2 separate regions of the Homo sapiens genome follow, and region 2 is linked to region 1. A link is a loop called in an ENCODE intact Hi-C map of the cell type or tissue named here. Cell type or tissue: Calu3. All regions are shown on one strand. Each heading gives the region's core, and the rest is flanking DNA. Links, peaks and the distances in the headings are about the cores only.

Evidence for each region. Peaks named below come from ENCODE experiments on the same cell type or tissue, not always from the same donor. Only the 100,000 strongest peaks of a DNase experiment are listed, where the experiment ranks them.
Region 2: a loop joins it to region 1, with 2.9 times the contacts of the local background. A loop is called at or near these places in 12 of 110 quality-filtered maps.

The regions. Positions count from the first base shown.
Region 1 is chr2:235,140,874-235,148,855 of GRCh38, reverse strand. It overlaps the pseudogene CEP19P1. Among named protein-coding and RNA genes, the nearest start is that of SH3BP4, 190 kb to the right of the region's middle. In Calu3, for the core only: no CTCF peak of the experiment used is centred there; no DNase peak of the experiment used is centred there.
Region 2 is chr2:235,260,413-235,268,394 of GRCh38, reverse strand. No RefSeq gene overlaps it. Among named protein-coding and RNA genes, the nearest start is that of AGAP1, 230 kb to the left of the region's middle. RefSeq lists enhancers at 4,456-4,750, 4,476-4,770. In Calu3, for the core only: no CTCF peak of the experiment used is centred there; a DNase peak (open chromatin) is centred at 4,644.

The sequences.
Region 1 (7,982 bases), core at 2,767-5,266:
TGGGTGGTATCCCCACATGGACAGCCAGCTGTGACGGGATGAACAATCACTTCTTCAGGCTGTCAGATGCTTTGGTCCTTGGGCTGCTCCTAATATTTTTTTCCACAAAGCTAACACAAGATGGGATGCTTCCTCTTTGCCTAGACTTGGCAAGCGTCTTATTGTTCATATAAACAATAGTGAGAAAGGCTATCCATGGCTTTGTAAAATATCCTTTGCCCAAATCAATACAAGTATTTCTGTTCTGAAACCCAATATATTAAATTCTGTACCAGTGCTGTCCAATGGAAGTTTCCTGTATGATGTAAATATTCCATGCTGTGCTATCCCATACATATTTGCATGTGGCTAGTGAGAAGCACCTGACCTGTGGCAATTGCAACTGAGGAAGTGACTTTAAATTTTTATTTTATTTAATTTAAATGTGAGTAGCCATGTGTCATCTATATAACTTTTACAGTTATGCACTTGCTTATAAAGTTTAACATACACTGACACATGACCTAGCAAGTCTATTCCTAGGTATTTATCCAAGAGAAATTAAAGCAAACGAACACACAGAGAGTCATACGCAAAATGTTTGTAGCAGCTTCCTTTATAATAGCCGAAGATAGGAAACCACACAAATATCTATCAACTGAGGAGCAGAAAAACAAATGATGGTATCAACATGTAATGGAATATTACCCAAAGGTGAACAGAAACACACTTCTGATACACAGCAACACTTTGTTAAGTGAAAGAGTGTCTAATTGTGTGATTTCACTTCTCTAGGGAAGGCAAAACTACGGAGACAGAAAGCAGAGCGGTGGTTGCCTGGGAGCAGAGGGGAAGGGAGGACCACCAAGAGGCACAAGGGGCTTTTCCCAAGAACGGACACATTCTATTTCTTGAATATAGAAAGTGGTGGTTGCGTGACTATATACTGTATACTGTCAAAAAACTCATTGAGCTGTACACTTAGAATGGGTGAATTTTGGTGAGCCCTGGGTGTTGCTGTGGAAACAGCTTAACCAGTGCCCCTCAGGACTCTGAAGCCATGCATGCCATCATGGGAGCCAGCATATGGTGCCCTGTGCCGGCCCCACCTCTACTTCCAGGGAGTTCATCCAGCCACATCAGTAGGACTGAGGCCGTTGTCTCTTCCTGCAGTACCAGGCTCTGCCCAGCCTCAAAGTCTACTTAGGTGCTCCTCTTTGCATTGCTGTTGGGTGGGAGCAACCCCTTCCAAGCAGTATAGATGTTGGCCTGCAGAAGAAGATGCCCTTTCTGTATTTTTCCAAGGCAGGAAGTCATTATGCAACTTACACATTTTCATCAGATTTCCTCCGATATCCTCTGAAGTGTGTGTGGGAATGATGTGCGCTGCCAAGAAGTGTGGCATCTGATTTTAGCCTCCAGCTAGCATCTTAATCTACGAGAATGAAATTCAAGGGGAGAATTCGCTCGCGCATTCTGCCAGTTCAAAATTTTTCAAAGTTTTCAGGTTGCACGCAAGCGGCTGAACAGCTAAAGAATAACCTACGACACGAGAGTTACCCGTAACAAGGATTCCCGAGGCAGCTAGAGAAGCTATCCGGTTTTTTACAAGGTTACCTGTGGAGGCAGAGTTGGGCAGAAACAATGGGACAAATTGGACCGGAAACAACCATTGATCCTGGAAAAGACCTGAACACACTGGATGACAAGGAGCTTGCCAAAAGGAAGAGCATCATGGATGAACTTTTTGAGAAAAATCAGAAGAATGATCCAAATTTTGTTTACAACATTGAGGTCAAAATCCCACAGGATGAACAGCTGCAGTCCTGTGGCTGGGACACAGTCAGCTCATAAGTTCTGATACGAAACACTCAAAAGATTTATTGGGCTAGCAGAATATTCATGTTTATATAAATAACATAGATTGGTTCTAGAAAAATCTTTAGAGAACACTAAAATGTATATGTTGAGTCACGGGGGATTGACTATATTACTTTTCAAAACCAGGACATTTAGAGCATCTACTATGTAGGTGCATGAGGAAAATAGAAAAAATGGAATAAAGGAATCTGCCTTATTTTTTGCTCTTTTGAGACAGGATCTTTCTCTGTTGGTCAGGTTAGAATGCAGTGGTGAGATCTCAGCTCACTGCAACCCCCACTTCCTGGGCCCAAGCAATCCTCCCACTTCAGTCCCCCAAGTAGCTGGGATGACAGGCGTGCACCACCATGCCCGGCTAATTTTTTTGTTGTTTTTTGTTTCTTTGTTTTTTTGTAGAGATGGGGTTTTGCCTTGTTACCCAGGCTTGTCTCAAACTTCTGGACTCAAGCTATCTGTCCACCTCGGGCTTCCAAAGTGCTAAGATTACAGGCATGAGCCACTGCACCTGGCAGGAATCTGCCTTTAAGGAGCCTATAATCTAATTGGAAGATGTCAAAACTTGTGAAAAGCTAATTAGCAGTATTAGGCAACCAAAAGATTAAAGCCAGATGCTTGATAATGGCTAAAGGTCAGAGCCTAGATGACTGTAGAGTAGAATAGCAAAGGAAGACTTTGTCCTTTAGTGAAGGACTTTGCTGGCCCTTGAAATGGTAGTATTTGGGTAAAAGCTTGTGTAGGATTCTAGAGAGGAGCAACTGAAAAGAAGGGGAGGGGAGATAGTAAAGAGATAAGAAATTATATATATATACACATATATAACAGTAAGTAATTTATAGTTTGGTAAGATTGGGGTGGGAAGTGATCTGGTTTGGCTGTGTCCCCACCCAATCTCATTTTGAATTGTAGTTCCCATAATCCTCACAAGTCGTGGGAGGGACCTGGTGGGAGGTAATTAAATCATGGGGGTGTTACCCTTATGCTATTCTCATGATAGTGAGTGAGTTCTCACAAGATCTGATGGTTTTATAAGGGGTTTTTTCCACCTTTGCTCGGCACTTCTCCTAGCTGCTGCCATGTGAAGAAGGACATGTTTTCTTCCCCTTCTGCCATGATTGTAAGTTTCCTGAGGCCTCCCCAGCCATGTGGAACTGTGAGTCAACTAAACCTCTTTCCTTCATAAATTACACAGTCTCAGGTATGTCTTCACAGCAGCGTGAGAATGGGCTAATACAGCGGCCATATTTGGTTACCAGGGAATTATCTTTTTATGTGTTTAACTCTGGAGAAGCCTCTGCAAAATGCCCTCAGCTGCAAGTAGCTGTCACCTGATGGACAGAAGGGGAATTCCACCCCTTGAGTATCAGGAAATATACACTGAAGACATTCTGAAGCCCTGAACCTCCTCCCATAAATAACATGTTTGTTTATAAAATGGGAAATCCTCCTACAATAAATGAACAATAGGTACTGCCAGTTTAGGCCTACTCATGACTTTGGATCTACAAGAGAAGATCTTTGTTTAGCAAGATTATCTGTGACTTCATACATCTATTCTTACTACAATATTAATTGCTAGAAATTCTATGTTTTCTATAAAAAAATTAATATTCATTAAATAAAACAGTAAAAAAATTTTAAAAAGTTGGTGAATTTTATTCCATTTAAATTATACTTCCATAACTGAGCTTTTAAAGACTCTATATAGCTTTTAAAATAAAAATTAGGAAATTAATTTCCTTCAGGCTTCATTCTTTACATCTCTCTTTACCTACATAGATGACCACAGAAAACACTAAAAGCCAAGTTGTAGGTAGCATCAGCTAGCCAGTCAGTGAAAGTAAGTTCTCCTAGATCCATCAGGTCCATGATTTGAAAGAAAACAAATGATTTTCCAAGAAACAGCATGTCCCCTTGGAGCTGTAATTGCATCCATCGCAATGAAGTCAAGCCGAGGCCAGACAAGATCGTCTCATGAGCCGCCTTTGCCATCTCTCAACGGAACGCTTCAGGCTCAGTGTAGATGCAACACCAGGGACAGAGGCAAGTGCCCTGGGGGACTCCATCACTCCCAGGCTGGACCAGGAAGCAGGGATGGAGCCAGCCAGCCTAAGCCCAGATCACCCCTGAGCACAGCCACGTAGAAGTTAATCTGCTGTGCTTTGAATGCTCACAGCGCCCAGCATCGTGAAGTCAGAAAGGGATCAATTTTCATTAATATGAAGAACCACACTTTGAGGGACGAGACTGAGTCCATTAGACTCCTGGAGAGGCACATTCTTAGTGAAGGGTGCGACAAAAGCATTGGATATTAGCTGATAAGATTGCAGGAGACCCAAACACTCCCAGGACTCACGAGGGGCTCTCTACCAGCCCCAATTCAGAACCTCAGGGTCATTACTTATCACATGAAGCAGCTCTTACTCCTAGTCACCAGCTGTTAGGATCCAAAAGTGGAATGAGAATTCCTCACATCCGGAATGACTCCCAATCTGGAGACCTCCCCTGCCAGGAAGAGAGTCCTTATGAAAGCCACCCTCCAGGTCTAAGCTTCAGAAACAGTGGCTGCTGAATGCATGGAGGGCAGGTGAGGGAAGCTGCCTGTAAATTTCAAAGCACTGCACACACGCATTCACCCCGTTTCCTCCTGAGACCCCACTAAAATACAGCAAAGGTTTTCACTTGTGTCATTTGTTTTATTCTTTAGTCATACATTTCCAAGGGCAAATAGAAGAGAAGACAAGACAATAGCAAAAAGGATTTGCAAGCCAAAGAGCGGCAGGACCAATTGCAACTGAACCATCCAAAAAACAGGAGAATCCTAACTTAGCAGCTGAATTTGAACCCTAGAGAGCCAGGAAGCTCAGGGATTGGTGGCATCCAGCACTCTGGAAGGGGATGAGGGTGGGCTAAGCACTGCAGGAAGAGTTGAAAGTCGATTAAAAGTACAGAGACTCCCAGATCTCCTTACCCTGCCCACCAACCAGATGACCTCACCTCCATCCTAGCAGAGACTAGAGGAGCTCCCGGAGGGGAGAACAGACAGGGTCTTGTGTGGAGGAAACAGCACCTCTGGGCCAGAAACACTGTTCTGAAGGCACTAGGGGAAAAAAAAGACATCCACCCTGCTTCTACCAGGGGGCTCCCAGAACCTCAGCCTTTGAGCTTCTAAGAATGAGTTTGCTGGAGTCCAGGAATCTGAATCAACATAAGAAAGCAATTCCCCAAATTGAACAGTTCATGCAGAACACCTAGAGCAAATGCGCTTCTTTTTTTTTTTTTGAGATGGAGTCTCACCCTTGTCACCCAGGCTAGAGTGCAGTGGTGTGATCTGGGCTCACTGCAACCTCCACCTCCTGGGTTCAAGCAATTGTCCTGCCTCAGCCTCCCAAGTAGCTGGGATTACAGGCACCCGCCACCATGCCCGGCTAATTTTTGTACTTTTAGTAGAGACGGGATTTCACCATGTTGGCCAGGCTGGCCTCGAACTCCTGACCTCAAGTGATCTGCCCTCCCCAGCCTCCCAAAGTGCTGGGATTACAGGCGTGAGCAAGTGCGCTTTTATCAAGACCCATCTTCCTATATGGAGCTTCCCACCGGCTTTTTAGAACATACAAGGAGACAAAAACTTAAAAAAAAAAAAAAACTATCAAAATCCCAGCAAGGACTAAAGAGCAAAAATATAATGCTTTTAAAAAAGTAATGTAAGGGAATAACAAGGCTTCTGAAATTTAAAAAAAAAAAAGAAGAAGAAAATGGTAGCAGTTAGAGAGAAAGAATCAGCTCTAGCACTCCATAGTACAGGAGGGTGTCAATAGTTAACAATATCTTATTATAAGTTTCAAAGTAGCTGGAAAAGAAGATTTGAAAAGGTCCCAGCACAAAGAAAGGATGAATGTTTGAGGCAATGGATATTCCAGCTAACTTGATTTGATCATTACACATTGTAGGCATGTATCAAAATATCACATGTACCCCATACATATGTGCAATTACTATGTGTCAATTTAAAAAAAAAAACAAGAATAAAAAACAAAAGGAGAAGACAGAGGAAGGCAGAAGGAAAGTCCAGAACTGAAGTATGTGGGTTCCCAAAGGGCAGGGACCAGCCAGTGCACAGCACAGCAGATGCAAATAGTCTTCCCAGGACACGTTGCCTTGAAATTTCCCAACACTGTGGGCAAAAATAACACCTTCCAGCTTTCAGAAAGGGCGGGGATAGCGTCAGACAAAGGATCCAGAATCAGTGTGCACTTTGGACTTGGCAAGAGCAATGCTGGGACAATAAAACAGTGTCTTCGAGACTCTGAGGAAAGGTGATTTCCAGCCTAGAATTCTATAGCCCTCAGTCTGAAGAGAGAGAAATACATTTCCAATTGCCTCTGAACACCAATGAAGATGTGCTTCACTGAATTGAGGGAATAAAGCAGGCAAGAGAGGGCACAGAATCCAGGAATCCAGGAGTGCGGAGGGTGGTCCCACAAGGCAGTGAGACCCAGCGAATCCTCCAGGGTCCTGGGAGGCCAACCCTGCAGGGCCCAGACTTTCCTGCAAGGCAAGAGGCTTCCATAGCACCCCAGAAAGAGACTTACATGTAGAGAGCACTGGATGGGACATTTGGGGATAAATCACTGTTAACTACGTTGGAAACTAGGCAAATAAAAACCAAGACCATCATTAACTCCTAGAAAAACAGAAGGATGTAGAAAGCTTATATATTCCAGGCTTAGCTGATATATTAATCAAGGCTCTCCAGAGAAACCAAACCTGTGGAACATGTTAGCCATACACACACACACACACACACACACACACACACACACACATATATATATACACATGCACACATACATACACACACATATGTATGTATGCATACATAACATAAAAAGAGTTATTTCAAGGAATGGGCTGATGTAATTGTGGGGTTAGCAAGTCCAAAATCTGTAGGGCAGCTGGCAGGCTGGAAACTCTCAGCCAAGAGCTGACACTGACATGTGGAGGCAGAATTTCTTCCTCCTCAAGGAAACCTCAGTTTTGTACGTAAGGTCTTTCAACTGATTGGGTGGGGCCCACCCACAAGGCTTAGGATCCTCTCCTTTGATTAAAGTCAATGATTGTAGACATTAGCCGTTTGTACAAAACACCTTCACAGCAACCCCCAGGTTGGCATCTGAATTAATAGCTGGGCACTAGAGCCTAGCCACATGGACACGTAAAACTAACCATCACAGCTGGGCATCGCATTTACGAGTTTAGATGAATGTAAGCACTGACTGTTGATCTCACTGAAGTTACTATATCACCTAATCGGGAGGTGGAGGGCAGGACACAGCTCAGGTGCGTTGTGGAGTCAAAGGAGTAAAACAGAGCCATGTCCTCAGGCACTGTGGCTGCATCGCTAGATAAGGACCAGGATTGCTACATCCAGCGCTGCGGTGTGATCTCAGACTTGCAGGTAGATACCAAGAGAATCTGCAGCTGTTGGTGAAGGCAGCTGGCCCCGGGAAATAGGAAATGGCGGTGAAGAGGATCACCATTGTCTAGAATGAACTTTGCAGAACAATTCCCCCTTTCAATCTCTGGGCATGTGAAATGTTGAGAATAGAACAACTAAATGAAAAAAATAATAATAAAATTTAAAAAAAAAACCCTATAAAGGGTGACTTAGGCTCTTCGTCCAGTTCCTCCTGATCCTAGTGTTAATTAATTCCCCCGAATTTCGCTGCTCAGAGTAATTTCCAGGCCTGGAGACCTCTCAAAGTCCCCTGTGTGTAAGATGTCAGCAGGCTCTGCCCATTCCAGCATCCCCAGGCCTCTCTACCCACTCCGGGCAATGGGCAATGTCCTGGGTAACTCCTAATTGTGAAGAGGAGAAGGCTGAGCTTTTTGGCCAGATGCAAAGGCCTCTTAGGATGGAAGGAGAGGATCCTCTGTCATCTTGCTTTGCTCTGTGAAGTTGGATTGGGGTCTTCAGGGAGAGCTGGGAAGGGGACGCGGGGTTGGCGCATGGGGAGAGAAGGGGAGGTCTGGAACCATGGGAGCTACTTGGGGAGGGGTGGACACTGGTGTGTAAGCTGCTGAGAGGCCTGAGCCACATATGGAGTTGGAGACCAGGGGTCTGT
Region 2 (7,982 bases), core at 3,456-5,955, 120 kb before region 1:
GGAGGTTAAAATATTTGCCCAGGGATGAACAATTAGAAAGTGGCACAACTGGTACTTGAAGCCACAGTGGAGAAAGAGAGGATATCTGCTCTAGGCTGAATTGCATCCCCCGAAATTCACATGTTGAAATGCTATCTTCCAGTACCTCAGAAGGTGCCTGTCTTTGAACAAGGAAGGGTGAAAATCACCTGCATTTGGGGAGATCGGAGTTTGCAGGCAGGAGGGGTGACTCCAGGATGGGAGGAGAGGAGGGATGGGGAAGGAGGCGTCCTCAAAGCAGAGATGGACGTGGGCATGAGGAATTTCCTTTAGTGAGGAAGGAAGGCATTTTGGAATGCTGGGATCTGTTGTCCAATTTGAAGAGTTTCTCATCTGTCTTCAACAGCTCTGAGCCTCCTGTTGCTTCAGGGGGCTGGAGGCAGGCTGGTGGGAGAAGGTGTCTGAATCTCAGGTGATGCCCAGCAGTGAGACCACAGCAGAGAGCAGCCTGGAGGGCTTAGGACATGCGAGGGCCTCCGGCAATACCCTACAGTCAGGTGACCCTCCACAGCTTCCTATGGGATGGGCTAGGCTTGAGCCACTTGGGATATTAAAGGGACAGATGAGGCCTGGGAGGCTGGGGGACTTGGGTCCAGCAGAGCAGAACATTCAGGCTCCATGCTGTTTTGATGAGAGACACAGGGAACCCTGGCCTGGGCTGGGAGGAGGTGGAGGCATTCATGGGAGAACAGGTCAAGGAGGGCACTAGCTACAGGAGGAGCAGGGAGGGCATTTCAGGCAGAGGGAAGAGCAAATGTGAAAGGCGTGAGCTGGAAAACTTGGTGAATTTGGGGGACTATGAGAGGAGAGTTCATGGAGGGGAGAGGCCTTGGCTGTGGCAGGAGAGGTTGGAAGGGAAGACACAGGAAATATAGCTGGGGCTGGAGCAGGAACTGGGTCCACGGCCAACTTTGTTTCAAGATCAGAGAAATTTGAGCAGAATAGGCTGATGAAAGCAATGGAGCAAAGAGTGCAGTGAGAAAGGCTGGAGACACAGGAGAGAGGAGACTGGGTGCGTGAGCTCAGGAAGGTGGAGGGCTGGTGGGAAGGCCAATCCCAGAGCACAGATGCCTCCTCCACTGTGACAAGGAAGGAAGGGGAAGCAGCAGAGGGGAGATGCAGGGGGGTCTGTGGGTTTGCAGTAGGAAGGTGAAGGAGGTCCCAGCTCCTAGTTTCTGTCTTCTCTGTAAAGTAGGAGTTGAGGTCATCTGTTGAGAGTGAAAGATGAGGTGGGGAAGGTCATCAGAGGTGAGAGGCTCAGGGAAGCCAGGAGAACGGGGGTTGTTGGCAGGGTTGCAGTCAAAGTCCACCAAGCCAATGGCAGCAGTGTGGGAAGGGAGTCATGGAGTCTTTGCTGCTTTCAATCAAATGCCCAGTGGTGCCACTTCCCTTCCTCATCTGGCCATGAGCAAGTGGGAGGAATACTGGGCTGGATGCGTCAAGGCAGAGGGGGTGCAAACCCCAGGTCTCAACCCTGTCTCAGAGAAGGGGCCTCTGAGACATTAAGCAGCAGCCACGTAGCATGGCTGCAGGGAAATGGTGAGCTCAGGGAGTGACGCCTGCCGGTAAGGGACGTGTTGCAGAGGATGTTCTGATGGGAAGTGGAGGCCTGGGTCATTCGTTCAGCAGGAGTGCAGGATGCAGAGGGCATGGGAGGCTGAGGAGGGAGGACAGATGCAGGTGCCCAACAAGGGACAAGGAGTCACAGGACACAATGGGATCAGGCTTGGGATGAGGACGATGGGGCTGGGAAGTGGGGGACTCCAGGCTGCTGGAGAAGAGGCAGTTCCCTGGGAGGAGCGAGCTGGCTGATGGTACCCTGCCTGGCAGTAGGGGCCAGCAAGGTGCCAGTGGGCCCCTGTCCCAGTAGCTGCAGGCTCCCTGAGCTCACCCCAGGAGATGGTTGGGGAGCGCAAGGGAGGATACCCAATGGCTCGCCCCTGCTCTAGTGCCGGGTGGGGAGGGAGGCCAGCTGAGGTGGAGGGAGCAGGTCCCACCTGCTTCTTCTGACTCCTAGGATTGGGCACCAAGGAGCGCCAGGGCTGATGTTCCCACCTGCTTCTCCTGACTCCTAGGATTGGGCTCCAAGGAGCACTAGGGCTAATGTTCCCCAGGGTTATCTTATCTGCCCATTGGCATCAATGAGCCGTAAAGTGGACCTCAGCAATCTCTCTGCTCTGGGCCAGGTATGCGTGGGCCACTTCTCCCAACAGTGTCAGGTGACATTGTCCATCCTACAAATGAGGAAAATGAGGCCTGGGCAGGTGGGTCACATGCAAACGGTCCCACAGATGGCCAGAGCTGGTGCAGCTGAGACCCAGGTGTGCTAGGCCGAGAAGCACCCGCCCTTCTTCTTCCCACACTCACCCTCCTGGGCTCTGCACGGGGCTCTCTCTGGTTGCTCCGAAGTCCATGCTTGCTGGGCTCTTGGTTTGCCTTTGCTTTTTCTCTGGTTTGTTTGGGACATGGTTGAACTTACCTCACCAGCAAAATGTGTACTTTCACCTTAGGCTTCGGGTCCACTGCGGGTGATGCTGGGGATAGGCTGGGACTGGCTGGCTCGCTCAACTTTTTGAGATCAGTAATGAGAGAACAGTGGGCCTGATTCAGGGAAGGCAGCAAGGTGTGATGAAGCTCCCTGGGCTGAATGGAAGGAATTGGTTTGGAGAGCCAGCTGTGGCTCTAGGAGTGGCCATCTGACAGTGGATGGGGAGGGGAGGCAGCCATACCAACCCCTGGCCCAGCAACGCAGGGCCAAGCGAGTTGACATGCTGGCCCCTCTCCCTTCCTGCCCTTTGATCTCCTGCCAGGGCCTCCAGCTGGCCAAGCCCACGCTGTCTGCTGAAGCAGACTCAGGGTGAAGACAGGGAGGCTGGACCTGCAGGGGCTGCTGGAGAATACCAGCACAGGCTTCCAGGCCACGCCATTGATTCAATTATTTTACAGCCTTAATTAGGTTCTGACGTTAATCATATATTTCCTTCTAGCTTGCTACAGATTCTTCATCACAGCAGCGTTACGAGTATTATAAATTTAGTACCCATCTGGATAGTTAAGGATTTCATAAAAAGCACACTATTCTATCCTGAGGGTTCTTTCTTCTGAATTTTTCCCTTCCCACAGCTTGTAATCCTGTAAGAGGGTTACATGAAACCAGAGACCGGTTTCATGGAAGACAGTTTTTCCATGGATGGTAGGGGGACAAGGATGGTTTTGGGATGAAACTGTTCCACCTCAGATCATCAGGCATTATTTAGATTCCCCTAAGGAGCATGCAACCTAGATCCCTCATATGTGCTGTTCACAACAGGGTTCGCGCTCCTGTGAGAAACTAATGGCGCTGCTGATCTGACAGGAGGCGGAGCTCAGGTGGTCATGCTCGATGACCCGCCACGCACCTCCTGCTGTGCAGGTGGAATTAATTTTAATGCTATTTTTATTTAGCTTGATATATTCAACATATCATTTCAACATAAAATCAATATAAAGAATTTATCGAGGAGATATTTTACATTCTCTTTTTCATACACAATCTCTGGAACCTGGTGGGTGCGTTACCCTGGCAACACAGCTTGGCTTGAACGTGCCCCCTTCCCAGTGCCCAGCGGCCCTACGGGGTGAGTGGCTGCTGTGTTGGGCGGCACAGGTGTGGACTTTGTTCCTGCCACTCTAATACCCACGCGTCCCTCCTTGATCTTCTCTCTGCCCAGGCTACTGTCAAAGAAGGGCTCCTTGCCAAGAGTTCCCCTCCCTGCCTGCTGCACAAAATAAAAACAGGAGACCTATTTGAGAATGTGCACACTTAACTTTGGTGTCTCTGGAAGCCAAGTAGCTGAGCCAGGGTGACAGTGAGGACGATTTGGGTTAAGGAATCTCCCTCTTTGAGGGGAAAAATGTAGATGAACTCTTTGCAAACCTACAATAATTTTCCTTCCTCTTTCTTCAAAGCAAAGGAGCAATTGTTCTCCCTGTGGTCCACAGCAGAGGGCACCTGTGGAGTAGTGATAACCTGTGTGCTTTGGAGTCAGACAGGACTGGGTTCCAATTCTAGCTCTGTCATCTTTAGCTGTGTGACCCTGGGCAAGTCACCTGACCTCTCTGAGTTTCAGTACCTTAATCTATAAACCTTGAAAAACATACCTACATTTTATGTGGTTCGTGATAATTTACTGAATTGACATATCTAACTTGCCACACACACACAGTACAGGCTCAGCAGATGGTAGCCCCTGTTCTACGTTGGTGAAAAGCAGGTCAGAGAATAGAAAGGAGAAAGTAAATGTTAGACCCAGTACGCCTATCTTCTGAGGATGAGCACAGATCTTCCGGGTCCGAAGGTCAAAAAGATGATGTCACACAGCCCTGGTGGATGGGGAAAAGTCTTTGGCTTAGAAATGCTGGAGTGATTTGAGAGGGACGGCTCTCCACTCGATAAATCATGTCTTATGACAGCTCCAGGGGAGTCTATGGGAACAGTAGCTGCTGAGCTCTGTGCCAGATCCGGCGGCTTCTGTATCAGAAAGACAGCCCAGAGGATGCCACGCGGGAATCAAAAGAGCGAGAGTTACAGGAAGGATGAGTCAGAGCGAGCCAGGGCGAACAACAGTCGTCTGTTCCTTGAGACATGCCGAGGCGCTGGAATCACGCTGTCCCACCACGCGGCGCCTGCTCCTTTCCTGAGCCCTCCCTGACTGCACTGCAGAGCCATGGAATTGTTTTTCTTTTTTAATCACTTGGGTAAATAGATGCTGTGTGTGGCTGTTTAAAAAGTAAAGAACAATCAATTGCAATCCCATGTTAGCGGGTAAAGGAGAGGAGGACTATGGGGAGAAAAAAGGCGAAATGTAAAAATATAAAGAGAAATCATAAAGATCATCTACATGGGTTCCAACTTGTCCAGCCTTTGTGAGCAAATAGGGTGTTTTGCTTTCCCCACGTGGTAGAAATCCATCTCAAAGTAATGGAATATTCTTTTTTTTTTTTTTTTTTTTTTTTTTGAGACAATGTCTTGTTCTGTTGCCCGGGCTGGAGTGCAGTGGCGCAATCATAGCTCTCTGTATCGTTGACCTCCCGGGCTCAGGGGATCCTCCCACCCCAGCCTCCCGAGTAGCTAGGACTCTAGGCACACATGCCCAGCTAATTTTTGTAATTTTTGTAGAGACAGGGTTTCACCATGTTGTTCAAACTGGTCTCTAACTCCCGGGCTCAAGCAATCTTCCCACCTTGGCCTCCCAAAGTGCTGGGATTACAGCTTTGAGCCACTGCACCCAGCCCCGCATATTCTTTTAAAGGTATTCATTGAGTAGACTGAAGAGTTAACTGACCCTATTATGAACCTGCATTGCTTCCTCTCTTCTCCTCCCTCACCCCATGTCTTGGCTCTGTTTTCCTCCATGATGGCGTCATTCCCAGGCAGGAGACAGCAGTGCGAGGCTCACAGTGTCCTTGCACTACCATCCAGACAAAACAACAGTGGCTTTCCTTCCCAGGGTCCCTCTTGGCTCCTCTGCAGCCGTTTCTGCCCCCTTGGGCTAGTGTCAAGGTGGGAGAGGGAGACAAGATTCACAGATTGGCTCCAGTTGATCAAATGCCCACCTCTGGCTGGTGACGTGTGCAGCAGATCCATGTTCAGCAGCAACACACACCTCAAGTGGGAGAAAGCAGCTCTGCAACAGAAGGAGGGGCTGCCATGCGAAGAAAGGAAGGAGTGGGTGTCCCAGCTCCTGGGAGCGCATCTCCAGGGTCCCTGGAACATGGTTTAGGGGACCCTGGTCTCTCCTCTTCTAATATATTTTGCAAATAAGAAGGCTGAGGCCAAAGAGGAGAAACAAAATATAGCTGTAGATCCTCATTATTTGCCAATTCTGTATTTGTGAGTCGGCCTTACTTGCTAACATTTATGTGTGATCCTAAAGTGAACACTCGGCACTCTTGTGATCACCAGTAGACATGGACAGGGCAGTGATCAATTTGAATCTTCCCGTGCACATTTTCCAACTAAGGTCAGCTAAGGCAACACTGTCTTCTTGTTTCAGCTCTCCTACGGGAAACAAGTGTCCTTTTCAGTCTATCGAGTGCCCTGTTTTTAACATTTTCGTCCTTTTAGTTGGTGATTTTGCTCTTTAAAATGGCCCCCAAGGGTAGTGCTGAAGAACTTTCCATATTCATAGCACAAGAAGGCTGTTACATGTCTTGGGAAAAAAACACATGTGTTAGGTAAACCCTGCTCAGGCATTCATTGTAACTCTGCTGGCTGTGAGTTCAACGTTAATGAATCAATAATCTATACTAAGTGAGGTGTCTTTACACGGAAACACACACAAAACAAGGTTGTGTATTGAGGAAAGTGTTGTAACCAGAGGCTCACAGGAACCTAACTTTGTGTTTTCCTTAGGAGCAATGGTTCAGTATGCACGAGTTCAGTGTTCACAGTGACTTTATAGACCGGAGCTACAGCAAATAATGAGACCCAAACAAAAGGTCCTCGAGGCCACCCAGAGAGTCATTGACTAAGCCAGGACTCTGAGAGTTTGGAGTCCACTGCTTTCGCATACTGCCATATATAATGTGGGGTAGAGATAAGGAAGACAAAACAAAGCAAGATGTGAGAAGATTGAGGGGAAGGAAGGGGAGACAGCAGTTGAGCAACCAGGGAAGTGAATGTCTATGAGGCACAGTCGTAGATTCAATGGCTCTCAGGCAGGTCAGGCTCATCACACCAAGCTATTCCAATGGCTTGGACACCAGCATCATAAGATTGTATAGGGGATAAGACTTACCTGCCTCGAATATCGTAATTGAGCCTTCGTCTAGAAGTTGTATAAACCTAGGCCGTAAGTTTCAACACAACTCAAAGAGAAGCACCTCAGGACATTCACAAATGCTTTCGAGAATGTGAAGCCTTTGGTTAACAACATCCCCTGGTTTAGGAAAATAAGAGAGGTGAGAGAATATTTATAAATATAAACTATAACATTTAAATTAAATATGTACGTGTTCTCTGTGTTGCCATCAAAGTTTCTGAGTCTGTTTAACAAAAGGGGTGGGGAAATTTCCCGCAGGATTTTGGTGTTTGCATGAATACTTATTTTCAAAGGAGAGCTGGTTAGTAAACTCCAGGCTGTGTAGGAATATCATAGAAATTGCTTGCTGTTAGAAATTGTTGTTAAAGTGCTTGATGCGGAGAACTACAGTTATTAAACTTGCAGTTGTAAATTATGCATGTCACAGGTGAGTGAATTTACTCACCAAGCTGTGGCATGATTAAATCATGGACTTTACCTTTGCTGATTCTGTCATATTGATTCCACCAATACATCAAACTGGACATTGTTGTAAGTCACAATCCGACATGAAAGTCTCCTCCTTGGAAAAGTTATTCTGACAAGTAAATAAGTGAGTGATACTAGCAAATTAATATTGGAATATAATTTACATTTCAAAGCACTTTTCTTTCACTCATATTTTGTTTGATTCTCTGCTCTTTAAAACTATGATTCCAAAGTTTAAATTTCAATATCTTAGAAACTGTCGTTCTTTACCCAAAGAAAATGATCTGCTTTTATTTTCAAACTTCAGAATTTATTTATTTATTTGAGACAGAGTCTCGCTCTGTCACCCAGGCTGGAGTGCAGTGGCACGATCTCGGCTCACTGCAAGCTCCGCCTCCCGGGTTCATGCCATTCTCCTGCCTCAGCCTCCCAAGGAGCTGGGACTACAGGCGCCTGCCACCATGCCCGGCTAATTTTTTGTATTTTTAGTGGAGATGGGGTTTCACTGTGTTAGCCAGGATGGTCTCGATCTCCTGACCTCGTGATCCGCCCGCCTCGGCCTCCCAAAGTGCTGGGATTACAGGCGTGAGCCATCGCGCCCGGCCCAGAATTTATTTTTAAAAGAACATGTTTACTTCGTTTTCTCAGGAGTTCTAAAAGATTAAAATATGG